Regions from separate parts of the Homo sapiens genome. Here region 1 is linked to region 2. A link is a loop called in an ENCODE intact Hi-C map of the cell type or tissue named here. Cell type or tissue: dorsolateral prefrontal cortex. All regions are shown on one strand. Each heading gives the region's core, and the rest is flanking DNA. Links, peaks and the distances in the headings are about the cores only.

The links. Hi-C counts contacts between places; a loop is a spot of excess contacts. Peaks named below come from ENCODE experiments on the same cell type or tissue, not always from the same donor. Only the 100,000 strongest peaks of a DNase experiment are listed, where the experiment ranks them.
Region 1: a loop joins it to region 2, with 2.9 times the contacts of the local background. A loop is called at or near these places in 6 of 110 quality-filtered maps.

The regions. Positions count from the first base shown.
Region 1 is chr6:134,443,871-134,450,823 of GRCh38, forward strand. CT69 (cancer/testis associated transcript 69) reads right to left here. Exons shown (of 5, transcript NR_125852.1): 4 at 4,064-4,131. The region is part of intron 1 of LINC01010 (long intergenic non-protein coding RNA 1010); the gene reads left to right. Among named protein-coding and RNA genes, the nearest start is that of LINC01010, 9.6 kb to the left of the region's middle. In dorsolateral prefrontal cortex, for the core only: no CTCF peak of the experiment used is centred there; DNase peaks (open chromatin) are centred at 2,521 and 2,866; H3K4me3 peaks cover 697 bases; H3K27ac peaks cover 2,500 bases.
Region 2 is chr6:134,560,608-134,567,560 of GRCh38, forward strand. No RefSeq gene overlaps it. Among named protein-coding and RNA genes, the nearest start is that of LINC03002, 24 kb to the left of the region's middle. In dorsolateral prefrontal cortex, for the core only: no CTCF peak of the experiment used is centred there; a DNase peak (open chromatin) is centred at 4,314; H3K4me3 peaks cover 484 bases; H3K27ac peaks cover 2,500 bases.

The DNA of each region.
Region 1 (6,953 bases), core at 1,491-3,990, 120 kb before region 2:
AGATTCCAGCTCTATAAAAAGTAAAAAAGTTGCTGGGCATGGTAGTGTGTGATTGTGGTCCCAGATACTTGGGAGGCTCAGGTGGGAGGATCACCTGAGCCTGGGAAGTCGAGGCTTCAGTGAGCCATGATTGCACCACTGCTCTCCAGCCTGTGTGACAGAGCAAGATCCTGTCTTAAATAAAAGAATAAATAAAATAAAAATACATATTTCTGGCCTTTATTCCTGATATATTGGGTCAGAATATCTGGAGATGAATCTCAGACTTTTTATTTTTAAAAAGTGCCCCCAAAGCTTTTGAGAACCAACAAGTGATGGGATCCGTTAGCTCAAATGGTTCCCCATGGTTTTCTCTCTCTCTCTTTTTCTTTTCTTTTTTTTTTTTTTTTTAGATGGAGTCTCACTGTGCTGCCCAGGCTGGAGTGCAGTGGCTTGATCTCAGCTCACTGCAAACTCTGCCTCCTGGGTTCAAGCAATCCTTCCACCTCAGCCTCCCAAGTAGCTGGAATTACAGACACCTGCCACCTGCCACCATGCCTGGCTAATTTTTGTATTTTTAGTAGAGACTAAAAATACAGGGTTTCACCGTGTTGACCAGGCTGGTCTCAAACTCCTGACCTCAAGTGATCCGCCTGCCTTGGCCTCCCAAAGTGCTGGGATTACAGGCAGGAGCACCCAGCCTCCTTGTGGTTTTCATAGTCGATGTCTGCTCTGACAAAAGTTGCCAGCCTTCAAGATAATGCTTTCCTTCTCCCTGCCCAGTGTTGATAGTTACTAGAATTGGTGGAAAGCAATTCTTGAAGGGCTTAGGGAGTATGAATTTGTAAACCACTTTTATTTCATAAAATTTGAGAAGGCACCGTAAAAAGCTTAGATTTTGGAGTGGATAAAATAATCTTCTAAATATGAAAAAAAAAAAAAAAAGCCAGCAGAAATAGGTTACTTCATGGGGTTGGAAGAGAAACTAAAGGAAAATAAATGACACTGTAAATGTACCTGTCTTTTGAAATCCTAGCTGACATTAAATTCATAGCCATGCAGAGGGTTTTAGATGTGCTTGTCTGAGATAGTGAAGCTTAATGGACCAAATATGGCTGAAAGATCAGGAAATCTACTTTTAGCCACAAATTATGAAATGGAGATATATAATTATTTTATTGTGATTCTTCAAGCGAATACACTTGAAAGATATAAAGCATGGCTTTCTCATGAAGTAATTCTATGATCATGTGCACTTTTTATTTTAAAATTTGTTTTTACCAAATACAGCTATAATATAAGCAGCTTATTCCTGGCCAAAAACCCACCTAAGAATATCAATTAGGAATTTGGTTGGCTTCCAAAAATAAAAAAAAATTGACTTATAAGTAAGAAAGGTTCGTTTTCTCACATTCAGAAAGAGAACCCACATGTTGGGAGCAGCGTTGCAGGATTCTCTGGCCTTTCCCTCACATTGGGAGAGCCACCGCAGCTTCAGACCCCATTGCCATGCCCTTCCAGGCAGGAATGAGCCGAGGAAGGTCAGGGCCAGCCACACCTGCCTCTGCATGGGAATAGCAAAGTTGTCTCACTTTGACACCTAGCAGGATTCTGCTGACATTTTGGCCAGAATTAAGTCACATGAACTCCTTTAACTAGAGGAGACTTGTAGAATAGATGAGTTTTAAATTTCAAACTACATTGCCAGGGCCTTCTACTTTCCTTTTTTTTTTTTTTTTTTTCCTCTAAGTGACAGGATCTCAGCCAGGTGCAGTGGCTCACGCCTGTGATCGCAGCACTTTGGGAGGCAGATCACCTGAGGTCAGGAATTCAAGACCAGCCTGACCGACATGGTGAAACCCCGTCTCTACTAAAAATACAAAAACTAGCCGGGCATGGTGGTGTGCACCTGTAGTCCCAGCTACTCAGGAGGCTGACACACGAGAATCGCTTGAACCTGGGAGGCAGAGGTTGCAGTGAGCCGAGACCACACCACTGCACTTGACTGCACTGGAGACTCTGTCTCCAGGCTGGAGTGCATAGGTGCAATCATAACTCACTGCAGAATCAAACTCCTGGGCTCAAGCGATCCTCCCGCCTTAGTTCCCAAGTAGCTGGGACTACAGGTGCAAGCCACAATGCCTGGCTACTTTCTACCCTTCTGCTTTTACTCTTCATCCACAGTTCAAAAGACATTCTCTCTTTACTTCAACAAACAAAATCGTATAGTTCCTACAGTAGTCTGCTTAGCAATTAACCCTGTAATGAAATCCTCTGGGATTATTTCCACATAATAAATTCCTCATTTTCTAATAATGTATATGCACAGGTTATACCACCACAGCAGCTATTTATGTATCTACTGCTCTATTATAACAGACCTTTTTTTTTAGTTTATCTCCTGTGCTTCTCAGAAACAAGTTATTCTTATAATCCCTCCATGTCTTGAGCTCACTGTGCCTAGTAATGTCTGCTTAGCTGAACTGAGAAAAACACAGACTGTGTCATCCTATTCTTCTCTGCTACGCGGAGTGGCATGTGCAAAGCTCTGTATGCAGCCCAAGCCTACGTCTCATTGGTGCCTTTGTTTACACAGCAAACTGTTTCTGACATGTTGGATGCTTGATATTCACACAAATTACAAGGACCACAAATACAAATCATAATTGCAGATGTCATACATTTCAGTGATCTCTGTTGAAAGATTGAATTTGAGTGGTTTGCACAGCATCCAAGGAATTTTTCCGAGGAAACTTGTGATTAGAATGAGGCTACAATATTCCATCTCTTAGAAGGGTTGCCAGGAAATGAACATGCTGCATGCATGACAAGCATGAATACTGACAAGCATGAATCCTGAGAATCAGTGGCCTGGAACTCCGCTGGTGTAAGCGTGAAAGTGCAGGCACTAGACAAGCCCCATAGCAGGCAGTGACATGTGGGTTAGTTTATGAGGAAAAGAATCAACAAACTACTTATTATGTGTATTTTCTCTCCCTTTTGCTTCTCAGCCTTCTGTTTCAAGTTATTTTTATGCTCATCTCACACTCTCTGTATTTTTCAGACATGCATTAACAAATTAGAAAGATGACTTTGTACTGGCACTAGAATATTTCTCCTGATGGATGTATCCCCGAAACGCAAGTGTGAAATACATTAGTTTGAAAACAATCACAAGTGGTGAAATTGGTGATTCAGGACTTAGGAGGTCAAACATGAAAAAAACAAGGAAAAACCAGAAAGGATTAAAACATCTACAGGGAAAAAACCTATGATGACACACACGGAAAGTGAAAAATACCAGTTACAATAGTCAAATTCAAAAGTCAAAAATAGATTCTGCCTCTTTATGGCAGAATCTTATCAATGTAGCACATTTCTGAGGAAGCATTCTCTTCTTCAAACTGTAGCTATGTCTACAAACAAGTTTAAGGGGAGAAAAGTCTACCAAAAATAACATGAAATTATTATTTTTAAGTGACTTGATGCTAAGTGGCCCCTGTGACTTAATTTTTCATTTTCAACTAGTTGGTGTACAATCAAGTCAGCTGCTTACATGGACAAAAATGCAATGCACATCTTATTAACAAATATGTGATTTATGTATTCACTCCTTCTTGATGTGCATTCAGAAGGAATAAAGGATCTTCTTGGGAAAAAAGTGTTTACCACACCTGATAAGTTGCCATTGTTCACCTTCCAGGTAATTGTGTTATTTTGGTCTTCAAGGCCCTGTGGTACTTGGAAGCAATTCCTTAATAGTCAAACAAGGGCACATTGCCAGGTTTCCATTGTCAACGTTGCAGAACTTACTACTGTTTAATACTTTGTAGAAGGAGGAATATTTAAACACAAATCTTGTTTCAGGAAAGTGCTCCATAGAAAGTAAGTTGCGGAAAGTACCAGAGTCATTTCTATCAAAAGATATATTTCAGGATCCGGGATAATTTGCTAAAAATAAAAAATGAGAGAAAATTAAAAGAGAGAGAGAGAGAAAGATCTGTTCAGATTTGTTTCAACAACCAGTGGTTTCTACAGGATGTAGAACTTTTCATTAGCCAAGAGAAGGAGAGATCATACTCACACCATATGACTTCCTGGTGGAAGGTGGAAACCCAGCATTCAGATGATCATTTGAAACATCATCTTCCCCTTTTTGAGATTTTAAAAGATACAAAAAAAAAATACACTCATGACCCAGCTATTCCACTTTTTAATATATACCCAAGAAAATTAAAAACATATGTCCACACAAATACCCATATGAATATTAATAGCAGCATGATTCATAATAGCCAAAAAGTGGAAACAACCCACATGTGCGTCAGCTGATGAATGGATTAACAAACGTGATACACTCATACAATGGAATATTATGCAGCATAATAAGGAATGAAGAACTGATTCATGCTATAAACAATGAATGAACCCTGGAAACATTATTCTAAGTGAAACGTCAGACACAAAAGGCCACATATTGTATGATTCCATTTGTATGAGGTGTCCAGGTCAGGCAAATCCATAGAGATGGAAGGTAGATTACGGGTTCCCAGTGGCTGAGAGGAGAGGGAGAACGGCGAGTGAGGGCTAATGGATAATGGGACTTTTAGGGTGATGATAAACATTTTAAGAACTAGATGTGTGGAAAGTTGCATAACTTTGTGGCTATACTAAAAAAGACTAAATTTTACACTTTAAAGGGGTAAATGTTATGGTATATGAATTATATCTCAACAAAGAAATTATTCAAAAAATACTCCTGGTACCAAATGACTGTTAACATAAAAGTGACGTTATCACATAGATGACTCTGAGACATAGCTCCCAAACACCACATACGTTTTTAAAAGGAAAGAAACCAAAAACGAGCCTATTTCAATATGGTGAAAATTTTAATGAACTAAAAAATGTTTGTTTGTGGTTCCTTCCATATAGAGAGCCTCATTTCTCAGCCAATTAAAGCAACTGAACCTAAACTGAAATTACACAGATTCACAGGGTCTGCGGTGGGCAAGTCTATGGATGGGGCCTGGTTGTCTCTGCCCCTCCTGTCTCATTTCTGGGATTTTCCTGTCGTTTTGTTTGAGTGCCCTTCAGGTACTGAGTGCTTTCATGAAGTTGTGCACTCTTCTTTCTCCATGCCTATGTCTGCCTCCACACTGCCTTTGAGAAGAACATCTCTGCTCTCAGCTTAACCAAAGCTTGAAATTTGGGGTCCCATGTTTTAGCTGCTATCAGTTCAGCCCAAAGAATGACAGGTGAAACTTCAGGCAAGCAGAGAGATATCCTTGTGCTTAGCAAGAAAAGCAGCACTGAGGAGACAGCTGATAGTGGACTCACTCTTAGTCTTAGCGTGGCATCTGTCCTCTCTGGCAGCATTGGTTGGCCACATCATAGGTTTAAATGGCTGGATATTCAATATCTCACAGGGAGCAATCTCCAGAAGATTTAATTATATGTAAAAGGCCAGGGAACTTTGGCAGTATAGTGAACATTTTTTTCTTTCTTCTTTCTTTCTTTCTTTCTCTTTCTTTTTCTCTCTCTTTCTTTCTTTCCTTTTCTTTCTTTCTGATGGAGTCTCGCTCTGTTGCATAGGCTGGAGTGCAGCGGTGCGATCCCAGCTCACTATAACTTCGGCCTCCCAGGTTCAAGCAATTTTCCTGCCTCAGCCTCCTGAGTAGCTGGGATTACAGGCACCCGCCACCATACCCAGCTAATTTTTTTTTTATTTTTCAGTAGAGACAGGGTTTCACCATGTTGGCCAGGCTGGTCTCGAACTCCTGACCTCAAGCCATCTGCCCACCTCGGCCTCCCAAAGTTCTGGGATTATAGATGTGAGCCACTGAGCCCGGCCTAGTGAACATTTCTTATGTTAAACCAAATGCTATTCAATAAGTTTTAGCTTCAAGTGGGCTGAGTTTCACATCATTATGAATGAGAAATTTAAGGGGTAAACCCTATGCTGCCCTCACAATCATCCCTTCATTCCCTCTTCCTTTAAGATGTTTTCTGCCTAGGAGGTTACTCAGGCCCTTGCACATGTGGTCTCCTGGCAGCAGATCCATCTCTGACATTTGCAGCCGGTGCAAGAATACAGATGGAGGCCTCCACCCTTCCAACTCATAGTTTGCCCCTTTTATGTTCTTAGCTGCTGCTCAGTCCTGCAACTTGACCCCCATGCACACTCATGTGTATGTGAACATTGCAGCTGCAACCCGGGAGCCTGCAAAGAGTTGCCTTTTGGACTTTCTCAGGTTAGGAGTGCAGTTAACAGCTGTAATGCTGTGACTTGAAGAGTAGCCCACACAGGCTGTGGAAGGGCTAGGGTATTTGGGAGAGAAAGTTCAGAGTTCAAGGTACCCAAAGCAAGGACTAGAAGGGGGTGCCTTGGTTCCAGGTGGGCATGTCTCTTTGGCTTCATGGGTCTCTCTCCTCTTAAAACAAAAGCAGGCACCTCAGGCTAGGATACCATTTGCCTGGGTCCAAGGGAAGAACTGTCTGGAAATCTTATTCCACCAGTCTTTCAGCCAGATCCAGCCACGGAGCTGTGTCTTAACCCTGAGAGGAAGCAGAGCTATGCCTTAAGCCAGCTCCTTAATCTACACCATTTTCTTTGCAACTGGACACATTTTATTAATATCTGTATCTATACTAAATAGGAAAGAGGACCCTGGCTAATTCTCTTGTTAGAGTAAGACAAGAAGTCCATGAGATTTGGGGAAACCAGGCCAAGGTTTGGGTCCAAAAGAGGCCTCCTTCAAACACATACACACCCGTTTTTCCACATGTGAGTAATTACTAAACTCTCTTTGGCCCTCACCAAGACAACCAGCAGGACTCAGGAGTTTAATGAATTGTTCTCACTTCCACGGAGCAGTAAAATTGAGTTTTTATTTATTAGAAACTTAAAATGGTTTTTAACTCTGTGGGAGTAATTTAGAAATTGGTGTGAAGTGTAATTGATTTTTATAAAC
Region 2 (6,953 bases), core at 2,875-5,374:
GACATCTCATAGTCTGTAGAATACCTTAATGCTCTCAGACAGGATGAAGTGACATTAATTTCTTTATATGACAGGTAAACTGAGGCATTTCTTGGATTGTGAAAGTTCTGAAAATTGTAGTCCACTTTAAATAACAACAGCTAGATGTTTTGTACTAAATAATGCATGAAAGAACTGCTATTGTATTTGCAGCTAAACAGGTTTGGACCTATTTGGAGATCGTCTGGGCAATGAACTGAGCCTACTTGCCCTTTACAGATTCCTCCTCTACAAAAATAGCCAGCTGCAAAGTGTTGTGGTCTTGTCTACATTCAGGCCCATATCAGCAAAAGCACCTACAAGAAAATAAGACAGCAAAAATAACTGGTGAAAAAAAAAGATATGTGATCTTTGGGGGTATCAGACATGTTTACTTGCGGTTTCTTTTCTTTAATCCAATAAAAGTATTGGCATAGTGTTTGGTATTTGAGGCATAGTAGTGGGAGTACTGTCACGATGTAACTAAAGATGGTGGGAAAACCAGTTTGAATAAAATGAGATCCAACTTGAACCTTTGCCCGTTCCTGGAACTAAAGTCAAGTCAACCCACTGTTAAGTGTCAAAAACGTTGAGTCACTAGCCTCCTTTTTGTTCATCTGTTTCTGAATATGTGTATATGCCTGCTTTTTTTTTTTGTACTCTTAAAAAATAGACTTGCTTGTGGCATTCGGTATGCAATTCTCAGCTTACTACATCCTCATGAAATTTATTTTCATTTATTTATTTATTTTTATTTCAATAGTTTTGGGGGTATAGGTGGTTTTTGGTTACATGGATAAGTTCTGTAGCAGTGCTTTCTGAGATTTTGGTGCACCTGACACCTGAGCAATGTAAACTATACCCAATATGTAGTCTTTTATCCCTCACTCCATTCCTACCCAGACCCCCAAAGTCCATTATATCATTCTTATGCTTTCACGTTCTCATAGCTTAGCTCCCACTTATAAGTGAGAACATACGATATTTGGTTTTCTGTTCCTGAGTACTTCACTTAGAATAATGGCCTCCAGCTCCATCCGAGTTGCTGCAAAGACCATTATTTCATTCCTTTTTATGGCTGAATAGTACTCCATGGGTCCTCATGAAATTTAAATTTAAAGGGATAAATATGAAATGAAAGTTCTCAAAACATATTTATAAATTTTGATGTTTTCATTTGATTTCTGCTACACTTCTTAGGATCTGTCTTTTGTATGGGTTTTGGAAACTGCTGTGAAATCTGCTTCATTAGGTTTCATTTCAGAGAACATTAGAAAGTGAAACATACTTTTAAGTACCAGTCCCAAATCCATTAGTCTTTAATCTTTGAGTAACTAATTATTCATTCCTGTAAGATAAAGCCTAGGCTTTCAGCTCATCTCATTTTGTCTCTCTCCTCACTTACTTTACATGAGAGCACTGCTTTTCCAGCTTTTTTAGTTCCTTTGAACCACTTTGAAGAGTTAAATTACTTCCGAGACCATCTATTCTGGTCTCAGATAATCACTGCTATAAAAACTTACTAGATTTAGTAGAGGGAACTGAACTGTGCCAGAGAGAAACTTAAGAAGAAAATAGCTAATTCATGTCAAAAATAGAATTGTAGTTATTGACATATTATATCTGTTAATATACCACGTAGCCTGTCCATTGATCACACTGATGAAGCCCTTCTGAAAGCATACTGCCCATTAGAAGGATGAATACGTCTTCAAAAAAGGGAAGGTATAAAGCATTTAGGACATCAGAGGAGCTCACTCCATTTTTTAGAAATAGGACCATATATTGTGTATTTTTTTAAGCAAATTAGGATACATTGAAATACTCCTCCCCTTACACACACACACACACACACACACACACACACACACACACTTTTTCAATATTCTTTTGGTCAAAATAACTGCAATGATTGTTTGTGAAACCTTCCCCAACTGCCCTAGGCAGAATTTGTAGTTCCCTCCACTGTGCTTTCTTAGTTCTTCAGACATCCCTCTATTATGAAATTTACATTTTTATATTGTAATTATCTGTTTGCATTTTTGTTCTCTTCCTCTCCAGCTGAACTATGAAAGCAAGGACCATATCTTATTCAGGTTTGTTCCTCAGTGCTCAGTACATTATAAGTGTTCAATAGATGCTTAATGGATGTACAAGTGAATGAGTGAATTGGTGGAACGCCCATGAGTCAGATTAGGTAAAGACTGAGTTCTCTTGGAAATCTTCCAAACTACCCACCTGCCCTCTGCAATTGAGGATAGTGCTCTGCACCTGTGACATATGTCATCAACCACAGCCACCATTTGATTTCCTCTATATTGAAAGAGACTCCCCATTTAAAACAGGGGTGAATAGATTGCTTTTCCCTGGCAACCCCAAAGAGAACCAATTGCATCAAGAACAAAGCTTTCTGAATCCTCAGGATTCCAGTGAAGGTCTTTGGTGGAGGGAGGGAAGAAATAGAGACATTGTGCATCCCTGAGTAAGATAATTCCTATGCCCTGTCCCCTCCCAGGGGCCAAACCCTGGGGAGGAATGACAGCAAAACCCCAGACAGGTTTGCGGTATCTGAGAAGACAGGGACCAAAGCTTTTTCCCTTGGTGTAACTAACCCAAGAGAGGGAGCAAGACCAGAAGAGATGTAGCTGCACAGTGTGTACAGGAAGAGAAAGTCTTAGAGCTTCAGGTACCTTGAGTTCAGTTTGGATGAAGAAGCAGAATCTGAGAACATGAAGTGTTCAATCCTTAGGGAGGCTCAGTCTTTTCATGTCTCAAAGTAACTCTGGATTAAGAAGGTCTCCTGCTCATGTGGGAATGGCATTGAGCCCAGGGAGTCTCTGATGGTCTAGCAGGGCTCAGGAGCAGCCGAATGACCTCTGTGCCCCCTAGAGAGCCATGCTAATACGTAAGAGACAGCTGAATGCAATGTGGCTTTGCATTTGGGGACATGAGACAACCCAGCATCAATCTGTATGAACAGTGATGAGAGACCAGTAAGACCAAGGTCATTTCAGACGATTTCAGACGATGCCTAGGTGAGAAGATGACCTGAGGACCAGATGCTACTATGCTCTTGAAGCCTTGGCCAGGGAAATGCCATACACAATCTAAGGTCAAGGAGGCTGGAAATAGACATTAAATTAATTTATAAATTAATTTATAGATAAATAAAGTTGTTATTTCTACATACCTTTGAGGACTTTAATCCAATATATGCCATAAATACCATTTCAAATAATTGTGTCTTTCTCAGTGATACTGGTTTACTCTACTCAAAAGTGGAGAAAGACCTTGGCAGCTCACAAAACTTCCAGACACATAGATATTCCTCTGAGTCTAAATCTCTTTTGCATGTACCCAATTCAGTATTCTAATTTGGAAAACTTTTATATGTTTAGTGATAATAAACTTTAGCACTTTCTGAAATATCTACAATGGTAGCTCATGCTTCAGTTTGTTCATCTTCTAAAATATTTTGTATATATATATATAATTATTATTACTACTGCTACTATAGCTTATTCTATTATCCCAGAAGTCAGGAATAAGAATTACACATAGTAGGCTGGGCACAGTGGCTTACGCCTGTAATCCCAGCACTTTGGGAGGACGAGGTGGGTGGATAACCTGAGGTTGGGAGTTCAAGCCCAGCCTGACCAACATAGAGAAACCCCATCTTTACTAAAAATACAAAATTAGCTGGGCATGGTGGCATAAGCCTGTAATCCCACCTACTCGGGAGGCTGAGGCAGGAGAATCGCTTGAACCTGGGTGGTGAAGGTTGCGGTGAGCCAAGATCACGCCATTGCACTCCATCCCAGGCAACAAGAGTGAAGCTCCCTCTCAAAAAAAAAAAAAAAAAAAAAAAAAAAAGAACTACACATAGTATAGCCTTTTTGTTTTGTGGTGATAGAGATTTTATTCTGTACATGGGGAGCAAGATTTGGCTTGCAATAAACCAAATCTGCAGTGGAGAGGAACACTTTATAACAGAGTTGCATTGTATTCAGAAATAGAGATCACTGATAAAGACTCCAATAGAAGCTATTCAACCTCCTGTTCAAATATTTTCTAAATTATTGGTCTCTCTGTGAGAACATTTTCCTCTGGTATAAACAGTGGCCATGAATAGGATGAGTGTTTGAACAGTACAAAAGTACCAGGTTTCTTCCTGTTACCCAAACAGCAATAAAGGCCAATGGTACAGCACCCTACACAGCAGCCCATGTTAGACAATGGATCTTACACGCGAGAGGCTGAGACGTTCAGTTCTCTGATAACATGAATGTCCAGTTCCAGCTGGGGAGACACCAACAGCCAAAGTGAACAGTTGCAAAAGAGCCATTGAGTAAAAATGGGAAGGCTTCCTTTGCCTCCAAAGCCATGGCAGAATGCAATGGAGCTACATCTGGGAGTTTGGGAATGAATCGTGTTATTGTATTAAGGAACTGAGCACATACTCTGTTACGCTTCCCTGCCCCCACAACCTGTTCCCAAGGATGTGGTCCTACTGATTTATCTGTACATATCAGTGTCCAAGGAAAGAAAGGGAAAAAATGAGGTTAAAGAGAAAACTCTGGGTTTTCTTTTTTATTTTGAGAAACTAAAAGGCAGAAGTGATTATGTACATAATCATTAAAACATGTTAAGTATTTAGGTTTTTAAAACGCAATATGTATAAATACATTTCAGAGGCAACTGTGATTATTTTCTCCGTTTTTCAAATGGGGAAACTTAACCACAGAGAGGTTAAACAACTAAAAGTTTTGTGACTGAAATGCCAGCTCAGGTGTGTCTGGTTCATGGTCCTCACCTGGCAATGATGAAGATGATGACTCAAACCTTGACTTTCACATTTTTTTGACTGCAATTTACAAGAAGAAATTCATTTTTTTTGCTGAGACCTACCATACTCTGTGTGTGTGTGTGTAACACAAGTTTTATAAAATAATAACAAAATAATATGTACTTTTCCTGCAGGCTCAAAATGCTATTTCCTATTTTGTTTTCTTTAAAGGAAAGACAAATATAATGATCCTCTAAGTCATTAGAGGATTCTAATTCACTCATTTTATGATTCTCCAATAGGTCTTGAAACACAGTTTGAAAAACTCTTAACTGAAATATCTCCACCAAGTGGACCCTTGGCCTTTGAACACTCTCACTACAAGAATCTGAATTCTTCTGTAACTGTCCATTTTGTTTTTGGACATTTCTACATGTAGAGACAAGATCTATGTTTCTGTTATTCTTATGACAGCCTTCCAGGACCTGGGAATGACTGTCAAATCTCTCATGAGGTATCTCTTCTCCAAATTGGATATTCCCATTTCCTTTGTTTTTCAATATAATCTGGTTTCCATTCTGTCCACTAATCTTAGAATACACACCATTTTAAGATATCCCAAGTGTGCACAGCAGATTGGACCCTTATCCTTTGACTTAAATCCCAAACCTAGATTTTACTACCCAGAGCTATATTTCTCTATCGTTTAAAATCATATTAACCTGTTTGGCAGCTACATTCACATTGTTGTCCTTCATGAACTTATCAGCAACAATCAGAAAGTCCATTTTTGCTTATGACAATCAAACTTAACTTTAGCCTGATGCCAATCTAAGATCATTGTTCATCATCATAAATTATACATGGACAGACTCTGAATACAGAACTTGTGCTACAGATAAGTCATGACATTCAAAGGACAATTCTACTATGTACTTTTAATTAATTACCTTTTGGGGGTTAAATAATGTATATCACTTCAGAATGATGAGTTAAATTTGATGCCTAGTGTGTATACTATTTCTTTGTAGGTCAACTGTGCATTACTTCTTCTATATATATGTTTCTTCAATATGCTTTTTTTAAAACCTGAATTGGCTTCAGCTTTTTTTCTTTAATCAAGAAAATTTTTATTACTAAGGCAATGATACAGTCAGTTGTTTTTATTTGACATTCCAACATTGACTACCAATTTCATTTTAGGAACCATGCTTTTTGTTTATGTATCATGTGATTAATTTATATGTTATTTATTTCCTAAATCCTGTTGAGACTGCCTCCCAGCAGATTCTCCCTTTCTCAGAAAAAAGATATTCTTTTTTTTGTTTACAGTCCGATAATGTACATAATAAGGAATAAGGCAAGGATATATTCCAATGATACAGGTTAGGAATTTTGTAAAATCCTTTGATTTAAATAATCGGATCCCAGGATAAAATGTCTTAATGTGGCATCAAGGACTGCTGATGGATAGACGCTGCAGAAAGACAAAGCTTGGTGGTACAGAAAAAAAGAACTGGCCAAAGTAAGAAATCTCTGCTTCGGAGATTGAGGTTTATTCCCTGCAGGTGGGCAGCTATGTGACATAGAGACTAAAAAAGGGAATAAAAACGTGGTAGCTGACCTGGCATTTTTCAGACTCTGCTCTCTGAGCAAGGAATGGGTATTGGTGAGAAGCCATCCAGTGGAGCTCCAAGTTCCCTGTTCCATGCCCAACAAATGCCCTCTCTCTTCATCCAAAGCAGGTCCCCATGGGTCTGTTTTACATATTGTACCTCTGTTTAAACTGTGTTTACCCATGGCTAAAAGAAGTTTCCAAAGCAGTGGATAAGATGGTCTTTTAATTGCTCTTCCACCCTAGGATGTCTCTGCTAAATTCAAAATGATTTCTGTTTGGACACTATTTTATAAAGAGTGTATTAACCTGCTTTAGTAAGGATGGAAGGAATGTGTCTGCAATGATAACCCATATGTTATCAATGTCTAAAAGATTCCAGAAGAACAGCAAAAAAGTAAGTTTATCTAGCTTCACTTAAGATGGAGGAGTCTGAGTTTAGCAATAGCCAAGTTAAGACTAGACCATTCAGCAAACTGACACAAATCAGTATATTTGCACATCAGCTACCAGCTGCCCCCTCTGGCCTTACTC